Regions from separate parts of the Homo sapiens genome. Here regions 2 and 3 are each linked to region 1. Evidence: chromatin loops called from intact Hi-C (ENCODE). Cell type or tissue: IMR-90. All regions are shown on one strand.

Region 1 (5,000 bases):
GGGAGCTTTTACTCATGGGACAAGGCAAAGCAGGAGAAGGCACCTTACATGGCGAAAGCAGGAGCAAGAGAGAGAGAGTTTGGGGAAGGCGCCACACACTTTTAAACAACCAGATCTCATGAGAGCTCACTCACTATCATGAGGACGGCACCAAGATGATAGAGCTAATCCGTTCATGAGAAATCCACCACCATGATCGAATCACCTCCCATCCCACCAGGCCCCACCTCCAACATTGGGGATTACAATTCAACGTAAGTTTCAGAGGGGATACATATCCAAAGTATATCAGGGGACTAAGACTTTTCAATGGATTCTCAGTAAACTTTATTCAAAAAAAGATTTCTCCTAAAAGATAATCCATCCATCTTGGGGTTTTTTTTGGTTTTTGTTTGTTTGTTTGTTTTGAGACAGGGTCTCACTCAGTCACCCCAGGCTGGAGTACAGTGGTATGATCTCAGCTCACTGCAACCTCTGCCCCCTGGGTTCAAGTGATTCACACCTCAGACACCCAAGTAGCTGGCATTATAGGGGTGTGCCACACTAAAAAAGCCCAGCTAATTTTTGTGTGTTGGTTTGTTTGTTTGTTTTGAGACGGAGTCTCACTCTGTCGCCCAGGATAGAGGGCAGTGGCGTGGTCTTGGCTCACTGCAATCTCTGCCTCCTGGGTTCAAGCAATTCTCCTGCCTCAGCCTCCCGAGTAGCTGGGACTATGGGCATGGGCCACCACATCTGGCTAATTTTCTGTATTTTTAGTAGAGGCGGGGTTTCACCATGTTGGGCAGGCTGGTCTCAAATGCCTGACCTCAGATGATTCACCCGCCTTGACCTGCCAAAGTGCTGGGATTACGGGAGTAAACCACTGCGCCCAGCCATTTTTGTGTTTTTTTTTTTTTTTTTTTTTTTTTGTAGAGAAAGGGTTTTGTTAGGTTGTCCAAGCTGGTCTCAAACTCCTGGCCTCAAGCGATCCACCTGCCTCGGCCTCCCAAAGTGTTGGGTTACAGGTGTGAGCCACCCCACCCGGCTGAGAATCCATCTTCTAGATAAGAAATAGAGTATATTGAGAATGAATATTTTTCTCCTGCTTTGTATGTGTGTTTACACACACACACACACATACACACACACATAATTTTAATGATGGAATTAAAAGAACTTAAATACAGGACTTAAGTTAAACTTTTATTCTCTTAGAATGGTTCAACTCTTTTATCAGTTGATGTCATAATTTAGTAGTCACATAAACACATACATAAAATGTTTTAGTTTCCTAAGTAAACCATGAAACACCAAAAATAAAATCACTGGTGGGGCGCGGTGGCTCACACCTGTAATCCCAGCACTTTGGGAGGCTGAGGCGGGCGGATAGCTTGAGTTCAGGAGTTCAAGACCAGCCTGGGCAACACGGTGAGACCCCATCTCTACTAAAAATACAAAAAAAAAAAAAAATAGCTGGGCATGCTAGTACACGCCTGTGGTCCTAGCTAATCAAGGGGCTGAGGTGGGAGGATTGATTGAGCCTGGGGGCAGAGGTTGCAGAGGGCCAAGATTGTGTCACTGCACTCCAGCCCGAGTAACAGACTGAGAACTTGTCTCAAAACATTAAAACAACAACAAAAACAAAATCACCTTAATAATAAATTAGTTTTTCTTAGTTTCTAAAGGAAATTCAGGCTTTCATTTTGACTCAAAATGATGATACATAAAATTCTTATAAATTATTATTTGGAAGCCAACAAGGAGGGTAATGACATAAATTATAAAAGTTCAAGTGGATGCCTGAAAAATATTTTTGTAACTCAGGAGATAATTGTTTACATATTGTGCAACTATATTGTTATTGTTACTGCAACTCAGGCTTTTAGAAGGAAGTTTTACATGGAAAAAATTATTTCCTACCTCCGAGTTGGTGACCAACCAATGAATTTAGAGATTAATTTCAGTATAATCTTTCAGCTGATTACTTTTAATTAAGTAGTAAAAGGAAACTACAAACAGATGAGATATGCTTTTTTTTTTTTTTGGTGTATGATTGGCAAGGGACAAAAAAACAAATTATGCTGAGTAATTGCATGGTGCATGTTTCAGCAAAGCATAAGGAGACACCAGGAAATAAATTACAGGTAAAGCTAATCAATACAAGGGCAGGGAGTTTTGAAGAAGACAGCAAAAGAAAGATTTTGTTAAAAGCGAATATGAGGAAAGTTATAAATGTGTATATTGTTAATAGCTCAAATGCCCAAATACATTTTAAGTAATGCCCTTAATTAAATGTAAATAGCAAACTTAGTAGTTACGTCAACTTCTTTCTTAGTAACATGTTTAAAGCAGATTACAAATCTCTTAGTAACAATGTAGCCGCAGTCCTTCTTGAAAAAAAAAAATTGCTTCTCTTCAGTTGGTTCTGAAAGACAATATATTTCTAGAAATGAAATTTGCTACCAATGAGGTCTTATTTTGTAGGTGAATTATGTGACTTTTAACTTGCAGTATGCTTGTTGAAAGTACATTTAATTTTCCAAAGGAAAGTTCTCCACAAGGTTAAACAAAAGGTTTAACAAAAGTTTGAAAGTCCTGCTAAAGATTTCCTAAGAGCTCTCATCTTGCTCGCTTCCATTTTACTTCTGCTTCTCTGTGGTCACTATTACTGTGCAGGAAGCAATTTTGCAAGCATTTATATGGCTGTGAGCCATGCATGAGTCAATTAGATTGCCTATTTTTTAAATCTCTCTAACAGTTTATAGAACAGACTAACCCCTTCACTCGCACTGCATCTGACTTGGATTCTGCCCTTTTGAGGAAGAATACATTAGACCAAAAAAAAAAAAAAAAAAAGGCATCTCACTGAGATGAGGACAGAAAGTATCAAACTCTTCTTCCTCTTCTCCCTTTAAAAATGCTCCACAAGGCCAGATGTGGTGGCTCATGCCTGCAATCCCAGCACTTTGGGAGGTCGAGGATCACTTGAGTCCAGGAGGTCGAGACTAGCCTGGGCAGTATAGTGAGACCCTGTCTCTAAACAGCAACAACAACAAAAACAAAAAAACAAAAGCTATACAAACTCCTCCTGAGAGTTATTTGAAATGCACATACAATGCTCAGATAACAGCAATTCTTTAGTAACAGGGTCTAACAGATCATTGTCAGCCCCCTATTCTTCCAGATTTGTTTATTTTAGGATAACTTAGCTGCATTGCAAATAACTTTCCATAAGAGATCCCCCTTCCATGAATGCAGGTCTGTATAGATAGAAGAGAAAGTGCTGTAATATAACAGCCTGTTCAGTATCCGTCTAGGCCAGTATTTAAGCTAAATATAATGGACTAATAAAAATGGGTAATACAAAAACAGGAGGTAGAATAATTTTTTTTTCTTTTTTTTGAGATGGAGTCTCACTCTTTGCCCAGGCTGGAGTGCAGTGGTGCGATCTCAGCTCACTGCAAGCTCCGCCTCGCCGGTTCACGCCATTCTTCTGCCTCAGCCTCCCGAGTAGCTGGGACTACAGGCGCCTGCCACCACGCCCGGCTAATTTTTTGTATTTTTAGTGCAGACAGGTTTCACCGTGTTAGCCAGAATGGTCTTGATTTCCTGACCTCGTGATCCGCCCGCCTCGGCCTTCCAAAGTGCTGGGATTACAGGCGTGAGCCACTGCGCCTGGCTGAATAAAAATATTTTTAATATCCTTTGGGGGCAGCAGTTTTGCCTTCCTTCCTTTTTTAGTTCCTTCCTTCTGCCTTTCATTTCTATTTGTTGATGTGGCTAATATTAGCATTAGTTTGCATTCCCTGAGCACAGAGCAGATGCCTAGGTCACTTGTGATGAGAAGTGAACTAATAATGTGCTGAAAAAATTTCATTTGGAATGTCTGCCTCATATGTTTTCATCGTAAGAACTTACTTGCCTGCCTTGATAACTGGATGCTATTTTGTTCTACATATGCCATCTCTTTTGGGCCTTCAGCAATTGATGTTGACTATTTAGCTACATAGGAGCAGGGACTGGACCTCATTTTACTCATCATTGCAGCCTAAGAACTTAGCAGAACATGACATAGAGTAGGCACTCAATAAATATTAAGGAATGAAGTGACTTTGGGTTAGTTTTTCTGATCATTTACACATGCAAATGAATAAAGACAACTGCATTGAACTAGCCATGCTAAAATTAGTTGCCCTTCCTCAAACACACCATGTTCTCTGTATCTCCCTGTATTTCCACCCATTTTTTTATTCAAGTAGAATTTCTTATAGCCAGCCTTTTACCTATACCTTCCTACTTTAGATTCCTAATTAGCCCTCATTTTTAGATGAAACAAAATTGTGATATTTCTTCCTACACACGGTGCACAGCATCTCATACAGACTGGTCTCTTATGACATTGTGATGGCTTATTGGTCTAAAAGGATGCTCTCTCCCTAGTCTATTCATTCCTTAAAGGAAGGTGAGATGGTTAATTTTATATGATGGCTTGACTGGGATACGAGATGCCCAGGCAGCTGGTTAAGCATTATTTCTGGGTGTGTATGAGGGTATATCTGGAGAGATTAGCATTGGAATAAGTGGACTCAACGAAGCAGATGGCCTTCCCCATTGTGGGTGGGCATCAGCTAATCTGTTGAGGACCTGAATAGAACAAAATTGTGGTGGAAGGTTGAATTCACTCTCTGACTCCTTAGGCTAGGACATTGATCTTCCCCTGCCATCAGTGCTCCTGATTCTCAGGCCTTCGAATCTGGTCTGGAATCTACATCACCGTCTTACTGGCACTCAGGATCTTTGAACTACACCACTGGCTCTCCTGGGTTTCCAGCTAGTAGATGGCAGATCATGGGACTTCTCAGTGCCCATAATCACATAAGCCAATTCCTTATAATACATTTCTTCAGCCAGGTGCAGTGGCTCACGCCTGTAATCCCAACACTTTGGGAGGCCAAGGTGGGCAGATAACCTGAGGTCGGGAGATGGAGACCAGCCTGACCAACATGGAGAAACCCCGTCTC
Region 2 (5,000 bases), 200 kb after region 1:
TTTTACCCACCATCGTGGCTGATTCAGAAAGGCTAAGCTCATAGTGCCATCAGCTGGCTTCATTGGCAGACTTAGGCTGGGAATCCATTTAGGTTTCAGAATCCTGACCTAATAAATTGACTTATTGAGCAAAGAGATTTTTAAATGTTTCTACTAGCTCCATTTTCAGTATATTTCTTAGAATATTAGTGTACTTTCAGGAATTTTGTTTTTAAGGTTATCAAAGTCCAAACCAAGTGGGGCGGGGAGTACTGGTAGCCATTCTCCCTTGCTAGAAGAGGCCAGTTAATACCTCTTTTCCTATTACTGTGTTCTTAATTTTGAGACTTTATAAAATCTCAACAGTGCTGAACCTTGACTTTCATATTGGAAGTAGAAATTAATGGATAGTCTTTGTCAATATTATTTACCTCTCTGTGGGTCAGATATTTTGCTAGTAAATTGAAAATCTGTATTAAATCCACCATTTACTAGATGCTCAAAAATGGTCCCTGGCAAATAAAGTTAAGGTTTTGCATTCATATCTAGGAAGAATTGTTAAAGAATGTTGATATTCATTCTTAATATTAGATAGTTACATATCATTCAAGTGTCTAAAAAATTTCTTGAAGGTAATGGCTAATGATTAATTTTTACTTCAGTTTAGAAAATAAGTAAATGAATATACGTACTAAAAAGGAGAGGGCTTTGAATAGATTAAGTTTACTCCAAGTTAAAATGATGGCTTTTTGAAATATGGGTCACATTTTTCAGTTTTTTTTTAAGTAGTTGGATGGATAAACTGACACTGCAACTTTTATTATTTCTCTTATATTTCATCATTCAGTATAAAGATTATAATTTAATTATCTTGCACATCTAGAACGCAGCCTCTATGAATCCTTAGTGGCCATTTTGTTATTAACTAGCTTAAATATTAAATCTCCCTTCTAAAATTCCCAATTCTAAAAACTTTATTTAAAAAATGTTACTCCTTCTCTGACTTATAACTCTTTGAAGTTCTTGAAGTCACCTTCATTCTCTTAATTCTTTTATGTCTTTATCTTCTCTTTGGTTCTGTAGCAGGTTGTGACCTAGCACACAATACAAACATAAAGATTACCCTTACGGTTATGGGTGCCTGTTGCCTAGATGACAAAAAACTTTAATGTGATAACTGTTTCTTTTCCTCATTCTTTCTCTTTCCTTCTTTTGGAACTGTTAACCTAGACATCTGAAGAGAATGTAGAAATAGATGATGGATTAGGAAAACTTGGTATTGATACTCCAGTAATATTCATTATCTCTTATGGATTATTTGTATCATACCCTTTTCCATCCAGCTTGACCTTAGGTTATGTAACTTAAACCTGAAAATGGTGGATCTCTTGGTGTGTTTCCCAATATTTGAATATATGAATGTTTCTGACCTTGCCCAAATCTAGTGATTTGAAGTTGGTGTATCTGACTTGTTGAGTATTAATTAATTTTCTTTTTTATATCACTTTTGAATTTAATTAAAGTGTTTTGAAATGGTTCTTTAGCCCTGTTTCTTAAGCAGTATGTTTGTGGTATAGCTAAATAAATTAGGTAGTCTTCAGAGGTTAGCTCTGATGTTTGAATTGGCTATATCGAGTATTGATGTACATGTAGTTAGATTGTCTCTTATTTGGGTAAAGAAATCGCTGATATTGCAGTAATATACATCTAACTTCTTATAAGTTAAAATTGTTCTACAAATATATTGTATAAAATTTAGAGCCAAGTTGTTTTTGTACATATGTAGAATATTATTAAGGATAATCCAGACTTAGAGGTTCTCTCAGTGGGAGTTTCATTTAGTTATCTGGAGAAGCTGTTTTCTGTGCTTGTGATATAAAAGATGGAATTTACAGCGTTATACCTCCAGATCACCACTTAAGTTACAGGTGGTCCCGATTTTAGAGGAGGTCTTTATATATTTTAAAAACTGGTAAGTATATTATCTTGCAACTATGGTAGGCGTAAGGAAAGGAAACGCAGGAGAAGCTAGTATGTATTTTTTTATCTGTTATTATTGAGCTTAGTTCAGTTGCTTCTCTGAGGGAATTCACCAGATGGAAAAACTAAAATTTTCTCCCATGACATTGTTGTAAATTGGCAAAAACCTTCACATATTCTTGACACCTTTATTTGCATTCCAGATTTCTTCATTTAATTTATTTTCTCCCTGACCCTCTTCATTTAATTTAAATATGAGCAAATGTAGAATTCTGGCTTATTTGACTCATAAGATTCCCTTGATATATAAAATTTCTAAGGAACACTGAAATGACAGATAAAGCCATACCATATAACAACTTATTGAAGATATATTAAAACTGGCAGGTTAACCCACATCTAGAGCCAGAAAGCATAAATATTTTTGACATTGATTGTCACAAAGAAATAATGTGAAAGTATAGGGTATTTTGGCATACAAATTTTGTGTAAATGTCAAGAATTCAAAGGCTTTTATATCTTTGTTTTTGGTGAGGAATTACTAATACTAAACAACTTTGTATTATCAGATATTAAGACTCCTTTTCATTCTCACTAATGTTCATCTTAATGTTTTCCAAACTACACTTTAAAACCAGAGCTGCAATTTCTACCACACTAATGGGAAAATTTCTGGCAATAACTTTTTTGCTTTTATAAGATAAAATATTGGTGAATGATCAATATGTGATCAACAGTCTTCTGCATGCTATTTAGTATAAAACTGCCTGTTTGGTTTTTAAACTGGAACCACTATTTACAAAGGATGACTTTAATTGGCTAATTCAGAAAAATGCAGAATTACAAAATAATCAACAAATATCTGTCAAGTACCACCTCGTTGTGTCATTTGCCATGGGATATATAAAATCAAGTGTTAAGATATGGTCCTTGCTCTCACAAAACTTACCAAGGAACTACCTAAGCAACAAAATAATTACTTCATGAACTAAATTGCAGCAATTAAAGCCAGGTGCTGTGGTACATGCCACTGCTTAGGAAGCTGAGGCTCAGGAGTTTGAGGCCAGCCTGGACAACGTAACAAGACTTCATGTCAAAAAAAAAAAAAAAAAAAAAGGAAAAAGAAAAATGTTGGGAGAAGAGAGGGATCATTTTGAACTAAAGTTACCTCACCATTTCCTCCATTTTAACAATTTATATGAAGAGGAATAACACAAGCAAAGGTGTGGAGACATTACGTACCTGGTGGGAGTAGGGGAAAAAAATATTTCCCACAATTCAGTCAACTGCAGAGCTTGTTTGCGAACAGAATAGTGTTGTGCTCTAGAAACATAAGCTCAGAAATTAGACTGCCGGGGTTTGAAACCATAGAGCTTTGATAGATACTGATAGAGTTGCCTTGCCCAAGTCCGTTTACCCTGCTAAGCCTTAGTCTCTTCTTTTGTAAGTGAAAGATGACAGTAGAACCTTTTCCGAATTCCTCGGAATATAATATCCTGTATTCATGGACTTATACATAGGTTAAATATGAGATATTATAAAGCATGTGGCAAATAGTAAATTTATGAATAAATAAATCAGTAAATGTTACCTATTGTTAACTGTTACTGTAAGACTGAGTTTATAGCTTTTAAATTATATGAAGGCGGACAATATATTGCCTTAGGATTACCATTTGAATGATAGTATAATCTCATATTTTAGTGTCATACTTTGAAATTGGTTATTTTTCTATTCTTTTGTGTTTCAAATATAAGGTAGATACGGAAAATAGTTAAATTGAATGGATTTTCTTATTTCCAACCTGATCTAAAATAACTATTTCTAATGGAGTTGTCTTTATCCCCCAGATATTTCTAGTAGACATTAGTTATATTTAAACAATAGTAATAATTATTATAAAATGCCTTGATCAAATAGTCAAGGAATTCCTGGTATGCACGTACTAGTTGAAATAATGGCAGTAGACCAAATGGATTCTGTGTTGTTTTTACTGTTGATCAAATTGTGATATCAGAAACTTAAGAGGCTTTAAAACTCTTTAGTTTGAGTAGAATTGCAATTGAACTTAGCACTAGAGTTAAGTGCTCCCCTCAACCAAATTTGGGCAATTTTATTGAAATAGTTACAAATTCAAATTGAAGTTGTTTTACCAAAAAGCTTAATCAGAATATTGTACTGAGAAAACAAATAAAATACTTGTCTCTTATTCTTTATATCTAGTTGATTCTGCCTGCATTCCTTATTTATTTATCTTCTATTCTTGTCTTCTGTGAGTAATAGGACACTTCTATACTTTTGCTTGCTCTTTCTTGTGTAAATCATGGCTCTGATTTGTTCCACTTGCTGCATTATTTTTTTCTTTCTTTTTTTTTGCTGATTATTTTTATATGAATGTTAAATGATAAAGTCTTCTACATCATATCCCATTTAAGCTGCAATCCATTCCAGTCTTGCCTGGCTCTTAAGGGTATTGTTACTTCATACTTTTGTAATTGATTACTAAATGTTAAATTGTATGGGAAAAGTGGCTTGGAATTTTTTTCTGCAATATTTGTATGGCCATTAAAGTTGATTTGTGTGATTGAAGCATGGAAGAGCAAATTATAGCACTTATTCATTTAGTTGTGTTCAATTGCTTGTTGCTGCATGCTGTCAGACAACTTTTAATAGTTTTTCTTTTGTTACAATTTAAGACTGACTAATACATATATTCTTTTTCTCCTAGAGTCAAGAATTGAAGGTTGGCTTTCAGTACCAAATAGAGGAAATATCAAACGATATGGCTGGAAGAAACAGGTACCATATACCTAATTATTTTCTAACTGGTATTTTGTTCTATATTTTACTTTGGAGCATAGAACTTATATTAGCTACTTTTTTTTACTAGCATTTATTTTACATTAATACAGTATAATCTAGATATTAGTGGCAAATATTATGCTTATCACTTTAAACCAAGTTAATGTTGCTCTTGTAACTCTTCCCCCCTTTTTCTTATTTCAGTATGTTGTGGTAAGCAGCAAAAAAATTTTGTTCTA
Region 3 (5,000 bases), 92 kb after region 1:
ACCTACTAACTAACTTCTGAACTCTGAGAGACAGGAAGTATTTTTTTTCTGCTTTCCTGCAGAAGAGGAGGCAGATTTAGAAATAAATAATTACAGTATAACAGCTAAATACATAATTTCTGTAATAGCACAAAGGAGGTTATGTAACATTTCCCCTCAGGGCACTGGGGAAGGCAGCACAAAGTAAGGGACATTTGAGGCAGTCTTAATGTAAGAATGTTCACATTCCAGCGGGAGAATAGAGCAGGTGCAAAGGCCCCATAGGGTAGAGTGAGCCTGGCTTATTTGGGAAATGGCTGGTAGCACACTGTGGCCTAAGCCCAGCTATGTATGTGTAGAGAAACAGGCTGGACAAAGGTATGATTGGAGACTGATTGGGAAGAGCCATTGTTTGTTGTACTAGATAATTTGGAACATTATTTACTTATTTATTGACTATAAATGTCCTGGGCAGCATTGACATGGGTATAGTAATGTCACACCAGTTAAACAGATTTTAACTGTATTTAATATCAGGTTGTTAAAATTCCCTAAGGAAATTCTGTTTTCATTTTCATAGCTGTGCTTAATTTTGATGAATTATTTCTTTATCAAGTGAAGAGAGATTGACAGACTGATTGATTTTTAGAGACAGGGTCCCACTCTGTCACCAGGGCTGTAGTGCAGTGGCAAAATCATAGATTACTGTAGCCTTGAGCTCCTGGGCTCAAGCGATCTTCCTGCCTCAGCCTCTCAAGTAGCTGGGACTGCAAGCATGCGGCACCACGCCCAGCTATTTTTTTTACTTTTATTTTTGTAGAGATAGGGTCTTGCTATGTTGTCTAGGCTGGTCTTGAACTCCTGGTTTCAAGTGATCCTCCTGTCTCGATCTCCCAAAGTGCTGGGATTGCAGTTGTGAGCCACAGCATCTGGCCTAAGGGACTTAGTTAAAACAACATTCTACTACATATACCAAAAACATTTTCTTTAAATGGTATATCCTCTCTTACCAAAGTTGGTCAGCAGTCTTTAGTACCAGTGGTCAGCCCATTTTAGAAGTAGTTTGATTTTCAGAAGCCCCAGTTTTGCTGCCATAGTTTTCAATGGATTTTGAGGGTGGGGTGGTGTTTCTCCAAAAATATGTCTGTTAGGTTTAGAATAATAACCATTTAGGTTTTGAAAATTTACCTAAAAATGAATGTTTCTTATAATAGTGTAACTGTCCTTTCCTAGTGCCATTAAATTCTCATACCTTATAATGTGTTACTTTTAATGGATTTAATCCTAAATGATGTTTTACACCTGACTCATATTTGTTAATTCAGATTTATCCAGAAAACTAAAGTTTGTAGTAGTGTTGAATAATTTTCTTTTGCTTCTGCTTTCACTTGAACTCTGTTGTGGCATAACACAATGGACCTCTACCTCCTCTTCCCCCTGCTCCCCCTGCCATATCAGTGCTTCTCAGGAAATGTGAAGTGTTTTTACTTTAGAGATCACTGTAAAATGTTATACTTTTAATTGATTATGCCTGCCTTTGTGTGTATATGTGAAAATACTTCTCTTATGTAACTACCTTCTTTTAAAATGTAACTGCTACAACTGGTCTACTACCCTTGTTCAACTATTAGTAGCAAAGAATTTAATTACTGTAATTTTTTGACATTGATTGGCCCCTCTGTTACATATTTTCTCCTCCACTTTTGTTTTTTTTTTTTTTTTTTTTTTTTTTTTTTTTTTTTGGAGACGGAGTCTCTTTCACCCAGGCTGGAGGCATGATTTTGGCTCACCGCAACCTCTGCCTCCCGGGTTCAAGCGATTGTCCTGTCTCAACCTCCCGAGTAGCTGGGATTACAGGTACCCACCACCACCATGCCTGACTAATTTTTATATTTTTAGTAGAGATGGGGTTTCACCATTTTGGCCAGGCTGGTCTCTAACTCCTGATCTCAGGCAGTACGCCTGCCTCGGCCTCCCAAAGTGCTGAGATTACAGGAGTGAACCACCGTGCCTGGCCTCCTCTACATTTTTAAATTGATGATTAAGCTATATGATGGACATGTTGTGAAAGTAGAAGGTAGTTTTGCTCATGCCTAAATCATAAAATTAAGTGAAGGATCAGTGGAAGTATATCCTTTGATTATCATTCCTCGTGAATTGTTTTTGCACTTGGATGAATGTTATGTTAACATTCCGAGTCCTGGTACTAGAATTTGGACTTTTAGGAAGTGTGGAAGTCTTATCTGCATTATTTTATGGAACTTCAGAGTATTGAATAAAAGCTAAGGTTCCTGCCTCATTTATAGTTGGACATACACATTCCTTGCATTGTGCAGCTTTTCCACTGCATTAAAATGGAAGCCTGCATCCCTCTCTCCCACCCCAGTGTCTTGACTCCCCTTAGAAACCTCAGTTGGTATATGCTTTGGTTAAGTTAGAAGAATACATTCTTGCCAACTTTATTTCCCTAATAAAGGCACACAAGTTTTGCTTATGGGTGATGCTGAAAAGTAATAGACTATCCCATGGTATTGTAGAATTAAAGTGTGTGGTACCAGGTCCAAACACTTAGTGACTATATGTAATTAGTGGAGGCAGCTCATTTTTCATTAACAAACACATGATCAAATACTTGGTCACGCAAAACTCAGATGCCCATGTGTAACAACAACAAAAGTACTTTGGATTACTGCATTGGGGAAGGGTTTAACATCATGACCTAAGATTTACTTTTAAGGTTTTATGACCACGTGACTAAAATGTCTGTTTTCTGTGTAGGTCATTCCTGTTAATAGGGAGACTAACATTCAGAGCTTTCAAATGTCAGTAACAGAAATAAAAGAGAGAGAAGTGAGACTATTAAGGTCCAGACACTTCACATGTTAACTCATTTAATTCTCACAAATCTGTTATGTGTTGTAATCATTATCCCTCATTTTACAAAAAAGAAAACTGAGGCTCAGAAAGGTTATGTGACTTGTTCTCCCAACGGTATCATGTAAATATACTATTTTTTTCTTTAAAATGCTTTTGCCTGGTTCTTTATTTTTTTAATGTTTTGACCTGTCTGGAACTGATTACATTATTAAGCATCACGCAAAAACCATTCTTTTCCATAGTGCTATTCAATTATACAAACAACATTTACTAAAGAGTGAGACTTTATAGTGAAGATTGCTTAGGATTATCTGAAGTTCTTCCAGTTCCTGCCATGCAGCAGGATATAGTCTGAATAGATGCTTTCCCACTTCAACACTGCTTGGTATACCTTCACACTGCCATGCACTTGCTTAGATAATATTTAAATATCCACTTAAAAGCAAAAGTTCGGCCAGGCGTGGTGGCTCACACCTGTAATCCCAGCACTTTGGGACTCTGAGACAGGAGCAATTGCTTGAGGTCTGGAGTTCAAGACCAGCCTGGGCAATATGGTGAAACTCTGTCTATAAAAAGACGAAATTTAGCCAGGTGTGGTAGCGTGAGCCTGTAGTCCCCGCTACTCAAGAGGCTGAGGCAGGAAGATGGCTTGAGCCCAGGAGGTGGAGGTTGCATTGAGCCAACATTGCACCACTGCACTCCAGCCTGGCCAACAGAGCAAGACCCTCAAAAAAAAAAAAAAAAAAAGCAGAAAAAATGCAAAAGCTCAGGTGTGTCCTTTACTGCTAGCTTTCCCTAGAAAGTGCCTCAAAGAAAGAAAGAAGACCCATGACAATCTAATACATTTTTATAATTAAAAATGTATATAGCTTGCATTTGTGATTATGCAGTATTTATTTTATATTAAACCTCACATTTTATTATTATTTAGCTGTTACCTTATAAAATATTTATAGTAACAAATGTAGGTTTTTGATGTCTAAGATAAAGATAAATGCAGTAGTAAGGAGAAGTAATGCAAAATAAAATTTCATGTCCTTATGAGGGGAAAAGTGCATGGATTGAAATCACTTGCAGCCAATCTGTGGTAATTTTCTTGCCCCTGGGCCTGGCAGACTTAGAAGGTAAAAAGAACTGCATATGAAATGAAAACCACTTTTCTCCCAGTACTCATCTAACCTTGTAGAGGGTGTTAAATGTACACAAGATGTGTTAGGGGAAATTAAATATTAAAGCGTATATTTTATTCTTTCATAAAAAAGGAGACTGTATAATGTGATCCAAAAAACTAACCATTGTTTGTTTGTTTCTTTAGGATGGATTGGATGCTTTGGTATATGATTTGGATTTTCCTGCCTTAAGAAAAAACAAAAATATTGACAACTTTTTAAGCAGATGTAAGTAATTTTTTGTGGAGGTTAATGACAGACTTCATATAACTACATTTTCACTTATGTCATTCAAGCCCTTATTTTTTCTTCTATTTACTTTTTGGTGATTTCATCAATGATTTCTACATAGAATTTAGTAGGAAGTGTGAAAGAAACAATTTGGATGCCTGTTAGGAGAACCAAAATATTTTGAAGAGAAAGGGATGAAAAATAGTTAAAATAAGTATTCAAAAAACTGTGCATTGAGTTTGAATAACTGCACATTGAGTTTGAGTAACTGCTGAGACATGAGAATTTTTCTCCATGAAAGCTGTTTTATATTTAAATTTTACAGATATTCTTTTCCGAAGGCTCCTTTTTAGATTGGATTTTATCATTTAAAAATTTGATTAAATAACTTATAATTTCAAACTTTTAATCTTAAAGAATTGATAAGATTTAGATCATAAAGTCCTCCTTACTTTATTTATTTCTGTTTCTGAACTATAAATATTGATACATGTAAGTTTGATTGGTTTTGGTGTTATCTTTCAATTTTGGTTATATATGTTTTATTACAAAGGTTTTGTTTTTCTAAATAGTCATATCTTTTTGATTTTTTAAATCACTTCTATACTTTGAAATCTTGTATTAGAATTTTTTAATTTTATGATCTTTTAGTTTTTCAATTTTTAAAAAATTATTGTTTTATTTTCGTTTTTGAATATGGTGCCAGATTCTGAACTGAGAAGTTTTTAAGTATAAAAGTTTTAA

The links. Peaks named below come from ENCODE experiments on the same cell type or tissue, not always from the same donor. Only the 100,000 strongest peaks of a DNase experiment are listed, where the experiment ranks them.
Region 2: it touches region 1 in a loop (5-fold over the local background); 30 of 110 quality-filtered maps call a loop at or near these places.
Region 3: a loop joins it to region 1, with 5 times the contacts of the local background. A loop is called at or near these places in 3 of 110 quality-filtered maps.

Annotation. Positions count from the first base shown.
Region 1 is chr18:21,161,771-21,166,770 of GRCh38, reverse strand. All of the region lies in intron 2 of LOC107985161 (a long non-coding RNA gene), which reads left to right. Among named protein-coding and RNA genes, the nearest start is that of ROCK1, 52 kb to the right of the region's middle. In IMR-90, no CTCF peak of the experiment used is centred here; a DNase peak (open chromatin) is centred at 2,690; H3K4me3 peaks cover 649 bases; H3K27ac peaks cover 991 bases.
Region 2 is chr18:20,959,894-20,964,893 of GRCh38, reverse strand. It overlaps ROCK1 (Rho associated coiled-coil containing protein kinase 1), which reads left to right. Exons shown (of 33, transcript NM_005406.3): 28 at 4,688-4,758; 29 at 4,966-5,000. Among named protein-coding and RNA genes, the nearest start is that of ROCK1, 150 kb to the left of the region's middle. In IMR-90, no CTCF peak of the experiment used is centred here; no DNase peak of the experiment used is centred here.
Region 3 is chr18:21,069,785-21,074,784 of GRCh38, reverse strand. It overlaps ROCK1 (Rho associated coiled-coil containing protein kinase 1), which reads left to right. Exons shown (of 33, transcript NM_005406.3): 2 at 4,172-4,253. Among named protein-coding and RNA genes, the nearest start is that of ROCK1, 40 kb to the left of the region's middle. In IMR-90, no CTCF peak of the experiment used is centred here; no DNase peak of the experiment used is centred here.